Regions from separate parts of the Mus musculus genome. Here region 2 is linked to region 1. A link is a loop called in an ENCODE intact Hi-C map of the cell type or tissue named here. Cell type or tissue: left cerebral cortex. All regions are shown on one strand.

Region 1 (8,000 bases):
CTCCCCAGGGCTGGGGATGTGGCTCCCTTAGTAGAATTCTTGCCTGGTATGCAGGCAGCCCTGGGTTCAGTCTCCAGCACCACAAACAGGCTGTGATCCCAGTACTGAGGAAGCGCTGGTGACAGGATTAGTTTCAGGTCATCCTGGATACATAATAGGTTTGAGAACAGCATGGGATATTGGTGACAGGGAAGGGAATGGGGGAGGAGAAAGGAGGAAGATTCAACCCCTCCAAGTGCCTGGTCACTTAGGCCAGAGGAGGGGGAGCAGGAAACACCTACTGCCCACCATCAGCCACTACCAAGTTTTACAAGGGTGTTTGTGGAATCCACTCCCTTAGGTTCATCTAAGTGATACTTGATGTCCATTCCAACGTCAAGACCTGAAGAAACTTGATAAAGAGAGAGGAGTGTCCAGGAAGAGTATGCTCCTGTGCTGTGATGGTCTGACGGTCATGAGAAAGTATTATAGTTTAACTCTGTAATTACTTCACGGGCTCATGCTTTGAACACAGGGTCTCCAGCTGGTAGATGTGCTTTTGGGGGTTGTGAACTTGTAGAGTAGAAGATAGAGCTAACAGAGAGGTAGCTGGGAGCAGGCCTTAGAGGGAGATAGCCCAACCCCACTTCTGGCATGTACAGTCTGCTTCCTGTTTTAGTAAGATATGAGGAGTCCCCAGCACATGTTTCCATGGCTGTGAGCCCCTTCACTATTGAATGTACCCTCCCAGACTGTGAGCCAAGGTAGATGCTTTCTTCCTTAAGTTGCTCCCGTCGGGCATCCGTCACAGGGATTGACTAACACAGAATGTAGTTTTTACAATTATGTATTATCAAGGTCCAGGGAGATGGGTTGGTGAGTAAGAGCATTGGTTGTAGTAGCCTGAGAAACTTGACTTGGACCCTGGACTCTGAAGTTGAAGGAGAGAACCAACTACCAAAAGTTGTCCTTTGAACTCCACACATGCACCATAGCAAGTGTGTGCTCACACTCACACATACGTGCACACATGCACCATAGCAAGTTTGAGATCATACTCTCACACACACACACATGTGCATGCACACATGCACGCATGTACCATAGCAAGTATGTGCTCACACTCACACACACATGATACATACTCACACACACACATGCGCGCACACACCATAGCAAGTATGAGATCATACTCTCTCTCACACACACATGTACACACATACATGCACACTCACAAACACATGCACACATGTCCATAGCAAGTATGTGATCACACTCAAACACACATGTACCATAGCAAGTATGTGCTCATACTCACACACATACATTCACACACACACACACACACACACACACATGTACACATGCACCAGCAAGTATGTGATCACATTCAACAGCCACAGATATCCTTTTCTCTCTCCCTTCCTCTGACATACACAAACCAATAATAACTAGTGATATCTTAAGATAATATAAAATGTGGCTAAACTATCCTTTGCCACATAGCACTCACTGGCTACATCACATGACCTGGATGATGTCCAGGTGTGTGTGTGTGTATGTGTGTGTGTGATCACATACTTGCTGTGGTGCATGTGAGCATGTGTTTGTGAGTGTGCATGTATGTGTGCACATGTGTGTGTGTTTGAGAGAGTATCTTTTCCTACAGCTCTCTTAGGCTGTAGGAAAAGTTCAAGGCTTATTCTAAGTCACAGAGGACGAAATAAGGAAAGCAGGACCGAGTTCCTCTGACCTTGCTGAAGCTGTGCGTGACCTTTGAGTACTAAACAAACTGCTGCCTCCAAACTTACCCTCTTTTCCATGGTCAAAATTACAAAAACATTTCAAACTACTATTTATACTATTATTATGATTTGCCTTTTGAACTGTGGAAAGGATCATGAAAGGAAGAAATATGAAAAAGCTCTCCCTGTTGGGGAGAAGGGCTGACTTTCCATTCCATGCGCCTGTTGTCTCCAGGGTCTATCCGGAGACAAAAGACACATTTCCATGGCGTTTGCATATGTGTCTAACTTGATGGCACACTCTTATATTCTAGTCACTTAGCTTACCCACAGATACTGAGCTGTGCCTGGTCATTGCACATTGAAGCCACTTATCATTGACTCTGGTATCTCTCTTTTTTCCTTTTTTAAAGGCGGTAGCTTAGTCTTATCTGAAGTTCCAGAAACGAATACTTTGACAGCCAGATAGTTCAAAATACTTAATGACTTTTTACCCTGAGCCACAGCTGCTACAGAAATGGGGGAGGGGAGTAATAAGTATGCAAAATGGAAATCTCTCCCAATGGCCTTTTCATTTCCTCCAAGCCCAGGGGATGAAGGAGTGGGGAGGGTTGGCAGCCCACAGCATTCAAGAGGGAGAGGAGAAATGTTACAGTTTTAAATAACAGGTCACACCAAGACGCTGATGGGATTCTGTGTTTGCATCCACGTTCAGCAATGCGGACATCAGTCAGAGTTACCGACTGAATGGGCAGAAAGAAGTGAGAACAAGTTTCGAAGCTTCAGGAACTATAGAACAGTTGTGGAGGATGGGGGTAGCCTTGGCACCGTACGGGTATCACATGGAGTCACTTTGTTTCCCAGGAGATTGAGGGACCTGACCAAGATTGCTTAGCTAGGGTGATGGCTTGGTCACTAAAGTGCTTGCCCTCTGTCTTAGTCAGGGTTTCTATTTCTGCACAAACATCATGACTAAGAAGCAAGTTGGGGAGGAAAGGGTTTATTCAGCTTACACTTCCATACTGCTGTTCATCACCAAAGGAAGTCAGGACAGGAACTCAAGCCGGTCAGAAAGCAGGAGCTGATGCAGAAGTCATGGAGGGATGTTCCTTACTGGCTCGCTTCCCCTGGCTTGCTCAGCCTGCTCTCTTATAGAACCCAAGATTACCAGCCCAGAGATGGTCCCACCCACAAGGGGCCTTTCCCCCTTGATCACTAATTGAGGAAATGCCTTACAGCTGGATCTCGTGGAAGCATTTCCTCAACTGAAGCTCCTTTCTCTGTGATAACTCCAGCTGTGTCAAGTTGACACCCAAAACCAGCCAGTACACCCTCCAAGCAGGAAGACCCAAGTTTGAGTGCCAGAGCCCACAGGAGAAAGGCAGCATGGTGGCAACCATGTGTAATCACAGCACTAGGGAGGCAGAGACAGAACAAGGATCCTGGGGATCAGTAACCAGCAAGCCTGCCCTACTGAGTGATCCCAAAGATAGCTAAAGACCGTGCCACCAAAACAAGGTGGCTCATGCCTGAGGAGTGGCACCTGAAGTTGATCTTTGGCCTCTACATGCACACATACACACACACACACACACACACACACACACACTCACACACTCACACAGTCAAACACACACTCACACATACATACACACACGCATATTCTCATACACACATGCATTTACACACATGCATGCACAGTCAAACACACTCTCAAATGCATGCACACATGCACTCTCACAGCCAAACACACACTCACATATGCATACACACACACACTCACACACACTCTCACAGCCAAATACACACTCTAAATGCATGCATACACATACATCCACATACTCACACATGCACACACCCACATACACAGCCAAACACACACACATACAAGCACACACACAGTCAAACACATACATGCACATACATACTCATACATGCACACATTCACACATACACACACACATAGTCAAACACACACTCACGCATGCACACACACTCACACATGCACACACACTCACAGCCAAACACATACTCATACACACACACTCACAGCTAAACACATACTCATACACACACACTCACACATGCACACACACACACACACTCACAGCCAAACACACAGACTCTTTCTCTCTCTGTCTCTGTCTCTCTCATACACACACACACACACACACACACACACTCACAGCCAAACACACAGACTCTTTCTCTCTCTGTCTCTGTCTCTGTCTCTCTCATACACACACACACACACACACACACACACACACACACACACACACACATGACTGCTTAGTTGTTGGCATAGCTGAGACTAGTTCCTTGTTCTTTCTCAACTCTGGATATTATCTGGGAGTCATCAGGGAATTTTAAAAGTAATGACCTACTCTGCCCTGAATCTTCTGAGTTTACTGGTCAGCTGAGACCTGGATTGATGTTCCCGTCCTGCTGTGTGCTGTGTCCCATTTTCTGAGTAGCGTCTTACTGGGGACAGAATCCAGTCTGTCTCCTCTGTGTGTTTCCATATTCTTCCTCCTGAAGAGTCATCTCTGGGGCTGATGACTGAACAGACTCATCCAGTTCCAGGTTGTAGCTGTGACCCTCAGTGCTGACACCCTTCCAGACAGGGCTGCAGTTTTGTCTGTATGCAATTCACACGTGGCCCACACAGCCTCCTTGTCCCAGTGCCCTCAGCCCTCTTCCCTTCATAAATGAACAGCTGCACTGTGTCTGCCTCCCGAAGGAGCAAATGAGTCGCTGCTCCACCACCTTGCCAGGAGATGACAGAAGGAGACAGCTCCCTGTGGCCCTCAGGTGAGGCAATTAGATTGCTGTCTCTGTTGTCTGCGTTTCCATCACACCCACCCCACCCATGCCGCAGCTAACTCCCGTGTTGCTTTCAAGAGTTCACACTTGGAAAAGACCTCACCAATCATCTGTTCCCGTGTCCCGCTGGGCAGACATCCTCTGAAGCTCGCTGGCAGATGGCTCTCTGCTCTGCCAGAGCTGGCAGAGGAGCTCTTTTCATCCCACCGTGTTTGCTGTGCAGAGATGCTGGCTTTCAGCCTTTCGTGCTAGATTAGATCTTCCTTACTTCCCCCTTTACAAACCCCACCACTGAGGACTCAGAAAGGCTGTTCCCTCAGGGAGGCCAGATTGATTCGGAGGTCAGTGACTTGGGTTTGAACCTATGACCTCCAGCTAATGGCACTGTTGGTGGAGGCTGTGGAGCCTTTGGGAGGCAGGGCCTAGATGGAGGAAGTAGTTCTCTAAAGGCTGGGCCTTGAAGCTTGTATGTAGCCCAGGCCTGCTTCCTTTCCCACTTTGAATCCTGACCCACTAGCTTATGAATCAGTAACCACATATTTCTGCTACCACATATTTCTGCACACACAGTCATGAGTGACTCCACTGTCATCGTGTGGGAAATTATCTACTTACCCCAGATAGGGCACCAAGAACAGGCCAATGAGACAATTCCATCAAGTGTAGCTTGGTGGACCAGTGAGGTCCACCAAGTGGCAAGTTACTAAGTCATGGCTGCAGGAGTCAGTGATGGGGGCTTGGATGTCAATTGCATCCCTGAAGGCCTGCCCCATCATGATGCCTCAGGAAAGCTGCATCCCTGGACCTATCCCCCACCCCCACCCCCAGTGCACAGCACTAAACAGCTTAAACATCTAGAGAGTCTCCGCCACCTAACACCATCACTTCCTCTGCAACCCCAGGGAGCAGACCTGGGGACTTGTAACTTCCTCAAGTCCCCAAGCCCTTGGAGAGTCCCGAGCTTCCTCTCCCCTGCTGAAGGGAGTGTTCCAATTAGGAGAACGTGGTCACACAACTCTACCTTCCAGACCATAATGAATTCCACCCTCAAACTCTGAACCCGAAATAAATCCTTCCTCTTTTAAGTAGCTTCCTGTCATGTATTCTGTCACAGCAGTAAGAAAAGTAACAAAGCCAGACCAGTGAAGAGCCTCACTCAGTGTCCCTCAGGAGAAGTGGCAAATGATGTGCCTCTGAGGCAGGCTGTGCCGCGCATTCTAAGCATCACCTTCTGTTTCCAAGCAAGGATCCCTTGACTAGAGAGACCACCAAGTCTCTCTGTCACCAACCAGGTAGATGTGTGCGCTGAGCCCGGTAAAGCTTAAGGAGGTGAGTGAGCCTGCTGGTCCACAGTGGTGCTGGGTCTGACAGGGGATTCAAAATTTAGCTTTCTGAAAACCATCGGCTCCCCAGTGCTGCTTCTGAAGTGAAGATGCTGCCTAGACCTCCAGAGGCTGCCTTCAAGGTGTCTGATGCCGCCTCAGCTCTGGGTGAGGCTGCAGAGAGAAAACGAAGGCTGCCCACAGGGACCCCTCAAATGCTTGCACGAGTGTGAGAACGTGAGGGAAAGAGCGCTCGGCTCCTCAAACCCTTTCCTTCCATTTGCCAGACTCCACACTGGGCTGGATGGTGGGCGGCTGCCATACTGATGGACTTTGTTCTCGAGCCCTTTACACTAGAGTTTCCCCATATCCACATCATTCTGAGATCCAGCATCCTGGACGTCGCTGGGAAGACTGTATCTCTCACTGAGACCTACCACACATCAGTCCTCATCCTAACAGACTCTCAGGGAACTCTGTCAAAGGTGCCTCTGAAGATGCTACAAAGCCCTGCCCCAACACATCCCACATCAGATTGCCCTGTCCCGTCTCTGTGTGACAGAACTGTGTGACAGTTTCTCCATCTTGCTGTGCATTGTGGGATTATATCGCTGAGTTACAGAACATAGTCCAGTGAGCAAAACAGCATCCCTCTACCAGCTTGTAAGCATCCGCCATGGTGGGACTTGGTGACTGTCGATGCTCTCGCAAAGAAGAAGTAATGTGGAGGGTTACTGGACCCTCCCTTGAGAGTCCAGCTACAAGTGGCCTCAGGGACCTAAGGAAGGTGCTAAACCACATAGGCAGAGAAGGTTAATGGTGGGGGGGGGGGGGGCTCCATCTATGTGGCCAAGGGGGAGCCATCATTTGTGCTGGGTGTAGACCTTCCAAGGCAAAGGCTTTAAGGCCAACTATCCTCCAGTCAGAGCTCCTTCTCTCTCTCTCTCTCTCCCTCTCTCTCTCTCTCTCTCTCTCTCTCTCTCTCTCAAAAAGCCAAATAAACTCACTCATTCCCCAAGGTGAATTGCAGTGGAATTGAACCTCAGATTGTCATTTAGGCCTTCTAAGGAAAGATAAACAGGAAACGTAGTGCATTTATCTGTAGATCAACTCCTTTAAGTAATACCGTGATGAACATTAGTGTCTGTGAACATCTGTGTACAGACTTCCTGTGTCTTGAGCTCATCTGCTAGGCTGCAACATTCATTCTGATGAAACCATGGTGAGGGGCTCCCGTGCAGAGAGATCATGGTGGATCTTCTACAGAAGCTCAGAACTGGTGTCTTGGCATCTTGCCCTGTGCATTTCCCTGTGTATTTTCTACCACCCAAGTCATGACTGCCTTCATGACACCGATCTCAATTGCTACCGATGAGACTGATGGCGTTGGTCTGTGAGCACGAGGGTCCGCCACCTCAGAACACAAACAGTGTGGTTTTAAAATGTGTCCTACCCTCTCTAGAGCATCATTCTCATATCTGAGCCTTGTGCCAAACAGGACCATAAAAGGAACATTGCCTCTGGGCACAGCACTGATAAATTAATCCCTGCTCCTTGCACAGGGCTCATAGCAAAGCAGCTGTGACTTATGTGGCAGCATAATGGCTTAGCATTTTGGGAGAGCCACAGTAGATTTTGTGCCTGGCTGAAATCTCTCCTATGCTGATGGGGATATGGTACAAGATGCTCAGACTCGGAGCCTTGCCTGAGTACTGAGGTGAATGTCTACTAAGAGTCTCCCTCTGGCCAGAGCCTGCCTGCCTGACTCTGCCTGTCTGTCTGTTTCTCTTTGTGTGTGTGTGTGTGTGTGTGTGTGTGTGTGTGTGTGTGTGTGTGGTGTCTTTGTCTCTCTCTCTCTCTCTCTCTCTCTCTCTCTCTTTCAGCTGAAGCAAGACTTTTATTAGGGGTAAGGAAGCACACACACATACAACAGGCATACAAGCAAAAAGACCATCTGCAAAGCTGACAGGGGACTTGGAGCAGAAGCCTCATCTCTTTCTCTTATAGCACATTACTGACACCACCAAGAATGACTCCGTGTCTTAAGTGGTGTGTCACCCCTTGATGGCGAGGACTGCTGTCCACACACTCAAATCCCTCTGCGCTGTAGAGAACGTCAGGGAAGGGA
Region 2 (8,000 bases), 200 kb before region 1:
GAACACTATATACTTGGTAATATATATATATCCCATGGAATATCATACAGGTGGTAAAAATAAATAAAATAAAATAAAATAAAATAAATAAGAAAAAGTAAAGGAAAAGGCCAGAGTCTGTCTACATCTGACATGGAAGGACATGCCAACATCACCATATTCAGAACATTCCCTGTTGTTTGAGGTGCTCACAATAGCCATGTCTTGTCTAATTCTTCCAATTAGAATATTCATATAGTTTGGAATTTCCCAAGCAGATAAGGTTTAAAAACCCAACCAAGATGGCAATTGATGTAGATACAACTAGCTAAGGTGCAAAAAATTAAGAGTGCTCAGCCCTGAGTGGGCGTGTCTGTATCGCATACCTACCACCAAATGCTCTCAGATCCTTGTGGGAGAGGGGAGAGGGAAGACTGTGAGAGTCGGAGGTGTCGGGCGACTATGTGAAACAGTATCTTTTGGACCTGATAGGATTGTTGTGCACCCGAGTTCACAGCCGGGACTGCACGTGCAAGACTTACACAACATCAAGCCAGTCGAAACCCCAGTGTGCTTCATAAAACCCTACCCCTGTGAAGAGCTGTTGGCAACTGGTGGCTTTTGGGGGAGAGTGGGTCGGGTTTCTTTGGAGATTCTGCCTCTTGTAGGTTACCCAAGCCCCGGCAGGTGACTCTGCATTGTGCCCATATTAACAGCGCCACGTGGTTTACGAGTTCAAACCCTATGCATGTTGGTACCTCAATCTGCCGCTTAGCAGAGCCCAGCAGACCCTGGCACACCACAATGTCCCCCCCCACACACACACCAATACTGTGGGGTGAGATCCCACAGATCCTGGTGGCTGTTCTGTGTTGTGCTAAGAGGGCATTTCATTTCTTGGGCGAGAACAACCAGAAAGACCAAATGTGGTCTCTACTGAAAACTGTCCGTGTGAATGGCGGGCTGTATTTCGCAGCCAGCGCAGTGAGACCTTTACGGGGGCTCTTTGGGATTATCGCTGCCCACTGACATTGGGCACAGTGAAAGGAAAAGGAACCAGAGCAAACCAGGAACACGGGAGCAAAGCAGGGAGACAGACATAAAAAACCATGGTGGTCAGACTTGGTATTTCTCCAGAGACACCACACGGGGGCGCTCTAAACCTGGATACTCTACCAACCCCAGACTTCAGTTTGAGGCTTAGAGGCTTAATTTGCTGTGTGTCCTTTAGAGACAGGGTCCTAATAACCAAGTACAAAGCGGCGACATAGAAAAGATGAACAAAAACTCATCGATTCAGGGACTCAGATGGTCACTGGCTGTGGCTCAGTGCGATCTGAAGGCACTATTTGGGGGTATTTTGTAGATCTGTGGGGTCTACTAGGCAAAGATAGATGATGGTTTCTATTTCTATCTAGATTGAGCTGAGCTGGTGACAATGGTGGCATCTCACTTGTGAGCTTGCTTTTGTGGGGACAACTGGGATGACAGGGCATGAGTTGACCTTGCTTTGAGGGCTGTTTGGTGACAACAGGTCATTTCTTTCTTTCTTTCCACCAATTATTGTTCTTACAGCTTTTCCCCCATGGGTTCTGGGTAACCATATCCAGGTTCCCAGGCTTGTGAGAGAACCGCTTTACTAGTTAAACCACCTCCCCCATCCCTGGGGCGGAACGTCTTATTTATGCCATTCATTGGGCTTTACCAAAGACACAACCCAGCTCCCTCTTGGGTTGGTTGCCATATTGAATCAATGGTCAATTTCCAGATTTCTATATATTCTCCAAAATTCTTCCTCAATGATATACATAAGCACCTTCAAAGAACAAGGAGAATGAGTCCTGGCAGGAAAGCACACATCCACTGTTTGAGGTGTGCACACATGTGTGTAAGAATACCCTTGGAGAGCACACCCTAACACCTGCCCTGACCAGGCCGCATGTGCTTCTGGGAAAATCACAGTAACTCGAGTTGTCCCCCACCCAGTGACACCTGCTTAACTGTTTTCAGATTTTTAAATCCAGGTGACATGTTGGGAAATCTGGAGTTTCTGTGAGGCAAGCAAGATATTCCCTGTCCCTGCTTGGTGTCTATGGACACACTGTAAAATTCTTCACCGCTGCCTGAGAAAATGACCCCAGGGAGCTCCTGGTGATTCGACCAGGGATGCTGGGCAGAGGGTTCCCGGCAAGAATGCAGAGAGCCTCTTTTACCCCTGCCCTCCTTTGCCTCTTGCTTGTGCGAGCTGTTGGCATCCCCCACTGCCACGGGAGCCCAGCCTCTTCAGCTTTCCAGCAGGACTGAAGGCTAGCAGCTCTCTGGGAATCCTCCAGGCCTTCAGTAAGATTGTGACTGGTAAGTCGGCTCGCCTCCCGGTTGTCAGTTACAGTTAGATTGTCCTCCCTGTATCCCGTAAGCCAATCTAATAAATTTAGTATATACTCTGTCTGTTGGTCCTGTCTCTCACCATGATGAGTAAACAAAGAATATTTTGTTATCAGAGACTCAGGACATCCTAGGACATCGTGGTTGGACTCTGGACACATGGTCCAGAGTGTCTTTAATGATGTCATAGGAACTCAAATCAAACCTACTTTTTTTTTTCTAGGTCGTACTAAGGCTTGGGTTAAGCAGAAGGAGAAAAAAGGAAATGGGCATAAATTTCAGAGAGCCTCTGAAGCCCATATCGATTCAGAGCCTGGGACTCAAACGAGTGGATCAATGTGTTCTTGTTGTCAAAGGTGCCAAGTCCTATTTTCTGCCCTGCTGAGATCCACAGGACGAGCGGTCTGACTAAGTGAGCCCGTGCAGCTCTAATGGCTCTCTGATGAGCTCTCACGCTGTGGTCTGACTTGCAAAAAAAAAAAAATTACCAATATTTTTAGGCCCTGAAGGAAAAGTCCAGCTGCCCTGGCTCTTTAATGATGGTGTAATAAAATTTTTCTGACAGTCACAGCAGACTTTATTAGGGGAAAATTTAAGTGGTGACTGCCCTGAGAGGCATTTTCTACTCAAAATTGCTTAGCGTCCTTCTGTTCCTTCCCGCAGCCATAACTGGCATTCCACACAGGAAAGGAAGAATTTGTTCCAGTCACCTCTGGTTGGCTTGTGAGGACCAACAGTTGAACATGGAAATGACGTCAGCTGACTGCGCTGGATGAGCAATAAGCAAGACTTAGTTATTCAGGCTGAAAGGAGAGTGTGAAACGAAGATGATGCAGTGGTTTGCGCACCTCATTCCTTTCCTTAAATGTTCATTAAATGAGGTTACAAAAGCATCCTTATCTGGTTATTGAAAAGGTTATTTCAGAAACTAGGATCATGCTTCAACTCTGATACCAGAGGGGCCTTTGAAGAGGATTAGAGAACTCAAGGTGAGGGGGGAGAGTTTCAAGACAGACATTCTGTGAATGGGGCCCTTGAGCAGGTGCTAGACCCCTTCTGAGAACTGCATGGGGCTGGCCTGTTTGCAGAGCACTCATGAGCTCTGTGAACACCTCAGGGGGAGGGGGTGAACAGAGAAGGAGCCGCTCTTTTTCCTTTGCAAATGTAACAAAATATCCCCAACAAAATATCCCCATTCTTTAGAGTTTTTAGATTTATTTTTGTTTCCAATTATGAGAGAGAGAGAGAGAGAGAGAGAGAGAGAGAGAGAGAGAGAGAGAGCATCAGATCCCCTAGAGCTGGGGTTACAGGCAGCTGCAAGCCCACCAGTGTGGGTGCCAGGAACGGAAGGCTGGGAAGTGTTCGTTTTTAGTGACTGAACCGCCTCTCTAGCTTCCATGTTCTTAACACACATAAAGTAATAATTCTTTAGTATCAAGCACACACAGGGGCAGAGCTTAACACTCTCAGAAATGCCGCCTTCCCCTGTTGGCTTGCTTGAGTCTAGATCCCAACAATTTCCTGTTTCTTAGTCTATGCCATATGTTTCTTTAGAAATATTTTTTTCCATTTCCCCTTTCATTATACAGGGCTACTCAAGGCCATTTCATGAGTGTGTAGTACATTTTGAGCATAATCACTGTACCCCATTGCCCCCCACACCACCTCTGCCCATCACCCACTCTGCTGTTCCTCAGCTTCACATGCCACAGGCACACATACAATTTTATGAATCTGTGATGTCTTGGGTCCACAATGCTTTTGTGCTTTCGCCTTTTTCTCCTCTTTCTCCTCCTCCTCCTCTTCTTCGACTTCTCCTCCTCCTTCTCTTCCTCCTCCTCCTCTTCTTCCTCTTATTCTTCCTCTTCCTCTCCTCCTCCTCCTTTCTTCCTCTTCCTTATTTCTTGCTTTCTCTTCTTCTTCCTCTTCTTCTCTTCCACCTCCTTCCTTCCTTTCTTTCTTTCTTCTTTCTTTCTTTCTTTCTTCCTTCCTTCCTTTCTCTCTCTCTCTTCTTCCCCTCCTTCTTTCTTCCTCTTCTTTCTTGCTTTCTCTTCCTCTTCTCCTTCTCCTCCTCCTTCTCCCTTTTCCTCCTCCTCCTCCTCCTTCTTTTCGGCAAGGTCTAATCTCAAATTCAAGCCCCTCTTGCCTGTTTCTCTCCAGTGCTGCGATTACAGGTATGTGTCACCACGCCTGCACCAGCTTAAAAAAAAAAAAAAAAAAAAAAAAGCAGTAGCAGCAACCATCTGGTTTGGCAGTTCTGGGCCAGAGCTGTCAGAGCTGTCAACCAGAGGACACAGCATTTACTCCAAGCATACACTTCCATGACGGTACCAGTTGGTTCTCCCACAGGGTTTCCCAGTGACTCATGAGCATCTGTAGACGTGGGATGTTTCTTTCTGCCCTTCTGTTTCCTGTGAATCCTTTACAGTGTGCCTGTCAAGGTGGCCACAGTGAGGGGAGACAAGGATAAGTCATTGCATCTGCTCTCAACAAGCAAGGTCTTTTCCTGGGAGGACCAGGTGGTCATCTCTAGATAACCATGTGGTGCCAGATTCTCACACCCGAGGCAGGCAGCTCATTCTCTTCCCTGGAACACATGAGCAGCAGATGGCCGTGCACTTCCCAAGGATGGATCCCACAGCTTTTCCTCAGTCAGTCCCCAGCATGAATCTAGATGGAAAAGCAGTTTGGGATAGCTTGGCAGAGTTGCAGCTGTCTCTGGCCAGGCAGCAAGGCTTCCTGACAGAGACCGTGGACCCTGATCTTAACCTTAACACAGTGAGGTTCCAGGAAGAGCACAGCAGCCTCTTGTAGCTTATCTGCAGAACCTGGAGTTCTAATAAATCAGCGTGGGGAAAGAGGCACTGCTGGTTTATCCAGGATGGAAGCTTCTGGTTCTTTACACAGAAGACAAAATGAAAGAATTTTAAAACGGAACAGCTCTTTAGTGTAGTAAAATACAAGAAAATACAATCGTGAAGATGGGCCGGGAAGAGTAACAACTTTAACAGAGAGGATAAACGCTCTTTAGAGAGAGAATATGCTGTGGGCTGGAAGGGAAACATGCTCTTTCCTCAGGCACCTGCGTTTGAGCACACTCCATCAAAGCATGGTGATGGAAGACCTTGGAACCTTCAGGAGGTGGGGCTTGCTGGAGGAAGTGGATCATGGGAGGCAGGCTTTGAGGCTTGACAGTCAGGTCCTACTTCCGGTTCCTCTCTCTGGTTCCTGAATGCTGAAGCAATGCGACTGGCTGCTTCAGGCTCCCCCCGCTGTGAATTCCACCCAGATGTACGCCAGGATGGACTTCTCTCTCCCTTCAATTGTTTCTGGTTGCAGCAACAAGGTAAGTGGCTCTGTTGGTGAAGGTGTGAGGCAGTGTGTAGTAGCTGCTGAGTGTGGAATGTGACTTCTATTGCCTTCCTGTAGCCTAGGAAGGCTGCGCAAACGCTGGGGTCCACCTGAATCCTCCTCTCAGTGCTGGGTGAGACCACATGTTACCACAGTTGGATTAAAAAGATTATTTTAATATTTATTTTATGTGTATGGATGTTTGTCTGTATGTATGTGTGTTTGGCACATGCCTGTGGAGAAAGGTTGTCAGATTCATTGGTACTGGAATTATTCGAGGCTGTGAGCAACCATGCAGTTGACAGGAACTGAATCCAGTTCCCCCACCTCCCAAAAAGCACTTAACTGTTGATCCATCTATTTAGTTGCAACTTTTTTCTTTTTAAAAAATGAGGACTCATCTCCTATGTTTGCAAGGCAGACTTAGCCACCTCTCCAAGCCCTGTTTTTACTGCTAGAATTTTGAGCTATAAATTTCCCTCAAAGCACGGCTTTGTCTGCCTCTCACAAACACTGCCTTTATCTTTCATTTGATTCGGGCAAATCAGAGAGCTGCAGGTTCAGTGAGCAACGCTAGTCAAAATAAAGAGGAGAGTGATAGAGGAAGACGTTTAATGTTCTTCTGGCTCCACTCCTGTTCTGTGTAAAATATACTGACCCAAGGCAACCTAAGGGAGACGGGGGCATACTTCAGTCACACCTCCACGTCACAGTCCATTATTATTACTAAGAAGTTAGCATGGGAATGTAAGCAGCCATTCACATCACATCCACAGTCAAGAGCAGAAAGATGCAAATGTACCCATGCTATCTGCTTGGTCACTCAGTTTTCTGCACTCTTGGGTGGCTCAGGGCCCAGCCTAGGGAGTGGTGCCTCCCATGGTGTCATTGAGCCATCCATAAAATCTCCCACAAACACACTCACAGACCAAACTCATCGTCATAATTCTTTACCAGGTGATTCTAGATTATGGCAAGTTGGCATTTAAAACTAAGCACTACAGATACTAACCTCTGACCTGCCCGTGCACACACACACATGCACACACAAGCATGCATGTGCAAGTACGTACATACTCATGCATGTATGTTCAGGTACACATACATATACACACACACACAAACTCTATGCGTACGTGCATGTACAGGTACACACACACACGGTATTTTCCTAGTGCAATGTTTACTAGGGAAGCCCATTTGCTGGATTTTCTCCAGTAATGGACATCTCTCTCTTTTACTGGACCATGGATAACTCTCTTACATTTCAGACTGACGAGGTTTGCCATGGGCCAAGCACCTGTTGGTTATTCAAAGAGCAAGCACTGCAATAAACTATTCACGTGGCTCCCAAAGCTTCTCTATGGAACAGAATGACACTGGCTGTCCCCCACCAACATGTTCTGTTGTGTTAACACGGAGGAAGCTACAAACAAAGACACGTCCCCTAGTTCCATTCTAATTAAAAGCCTCGTGAAGTGCTATTGAATTCCCTGGTCCAAAATATTTGTCTCATTAAGAGTTTTCGCACACTGGCTAATGATGTAATTAGCTAAGCTCCTTAAATTAAATCTTTTACCAGCATTGCAAGTTGGCAGAGGTCCAGAATTACCATCTTCACATTGTACAAAAGTTTACTGCGTGCCACAGGAGAGCGATGGCCTATACTTGACTGTGGATGGGATTTCCATGTGAACCTGAGGCAGGAGGCTGCCCAGCATCACTGCCTGCTCATGGTGCTCCCTGCCCACTCTCTAAGTTCCTGTCATCAGCTAGCAAACAGGGAGATCCTGTCTGCTCTATATCTCTACCTGTGGACCCTTTATTTATTTAGACAATTATTTTCTTTAGGTTGTATAAATACAAAATGAGCAATGAAATGTCCTTTATCTCCAAACAAGACAGGACCCAGGTGTGAGCAGGGGCCATACTGAAACTATTAGTAGATCTGCTAGTAGTATCTTTCCCAATTAAAAATGGCATCTTATTAAATGTGTATGTGTATTAGTTACTGTTCTTTTTATTATTACTGATAATAAGTTGATGTGTGGTGAGATAGACAGGCATATGTCATAGCTCGACGCAAGTGCAGGGTAGAGGGCAACTTGAGGGAGTTCGTTCTCCCCTTCCATCTTTATAGGATATGGGGATTAAACTCATATCCCCAGGAAACTTGAGAGACAAAGGATTTATTTGGTCTGAGGCTCAAGGAACAGATCGCTCCTGAATGGATGACCTTGGCGCCAGCTCTTGTCTATGGTACAGGAAGCTGTACCATATCTCAT

The links. Hi-C counts contacts between places; a loop is a spot of excess contacts. Peaks named below come from ENCODE experiments on the same cell type or tissue, not always from the same donor. Only the 100,000 strongest peaks of a DNase experiment are listed, where the experiment ranks them.
Region 2: a loop joins it to region 1, with 10 times the contacts of the local background. A loop is called at or near these places in 2 of 42 quality-filtered maps.

What each region holds. Positions count from the first base shown.
Region 1 is chr8:126,158,502-126,166,501 of GRCm38, forward strand. All of the region lies in intron 2 of Slc35f3 (solute carrier family 35, member F3), which reads left to right. Among named protein-coding and RNA genes, the nearest start is that of Slc35f3, 23 kb to the left of the region's middle. In left cerebral cortex, no CTCF peak of the experiment used is centred here; DNase peaks (open chromatin) are centred at 4,686 and 5,627; H3K27ac peaks cover 1,695 bases.
Region 2 is chr8:125,954,722-125,962,721 of GRCm38, forward strand. It overlaps Gm31069 (a long non-coding RNA gene), which reads left to right and starts at 2,230. Exons shown (of 2, transcript XR_388208.3): 1 at 2,230-2,334; 2 at 3,028-3,257. Gm42056 (a long non-coding RNA gene) reads left to right here and starts at 5,717. Exons shown (of 2, transcript XR_879364.1): 1 at 5,717-8,000. In left cerebral cortex, a CTCF peak has its summit at 1,134 (motif pointing right); DNase peaks (open chromatin) are centred at 1,152, 3,198, 3,877, 4,787 and 1 more place; H3K4me3 peaks cover 572 bases; H3K27ac peaks cover 1,168 bases.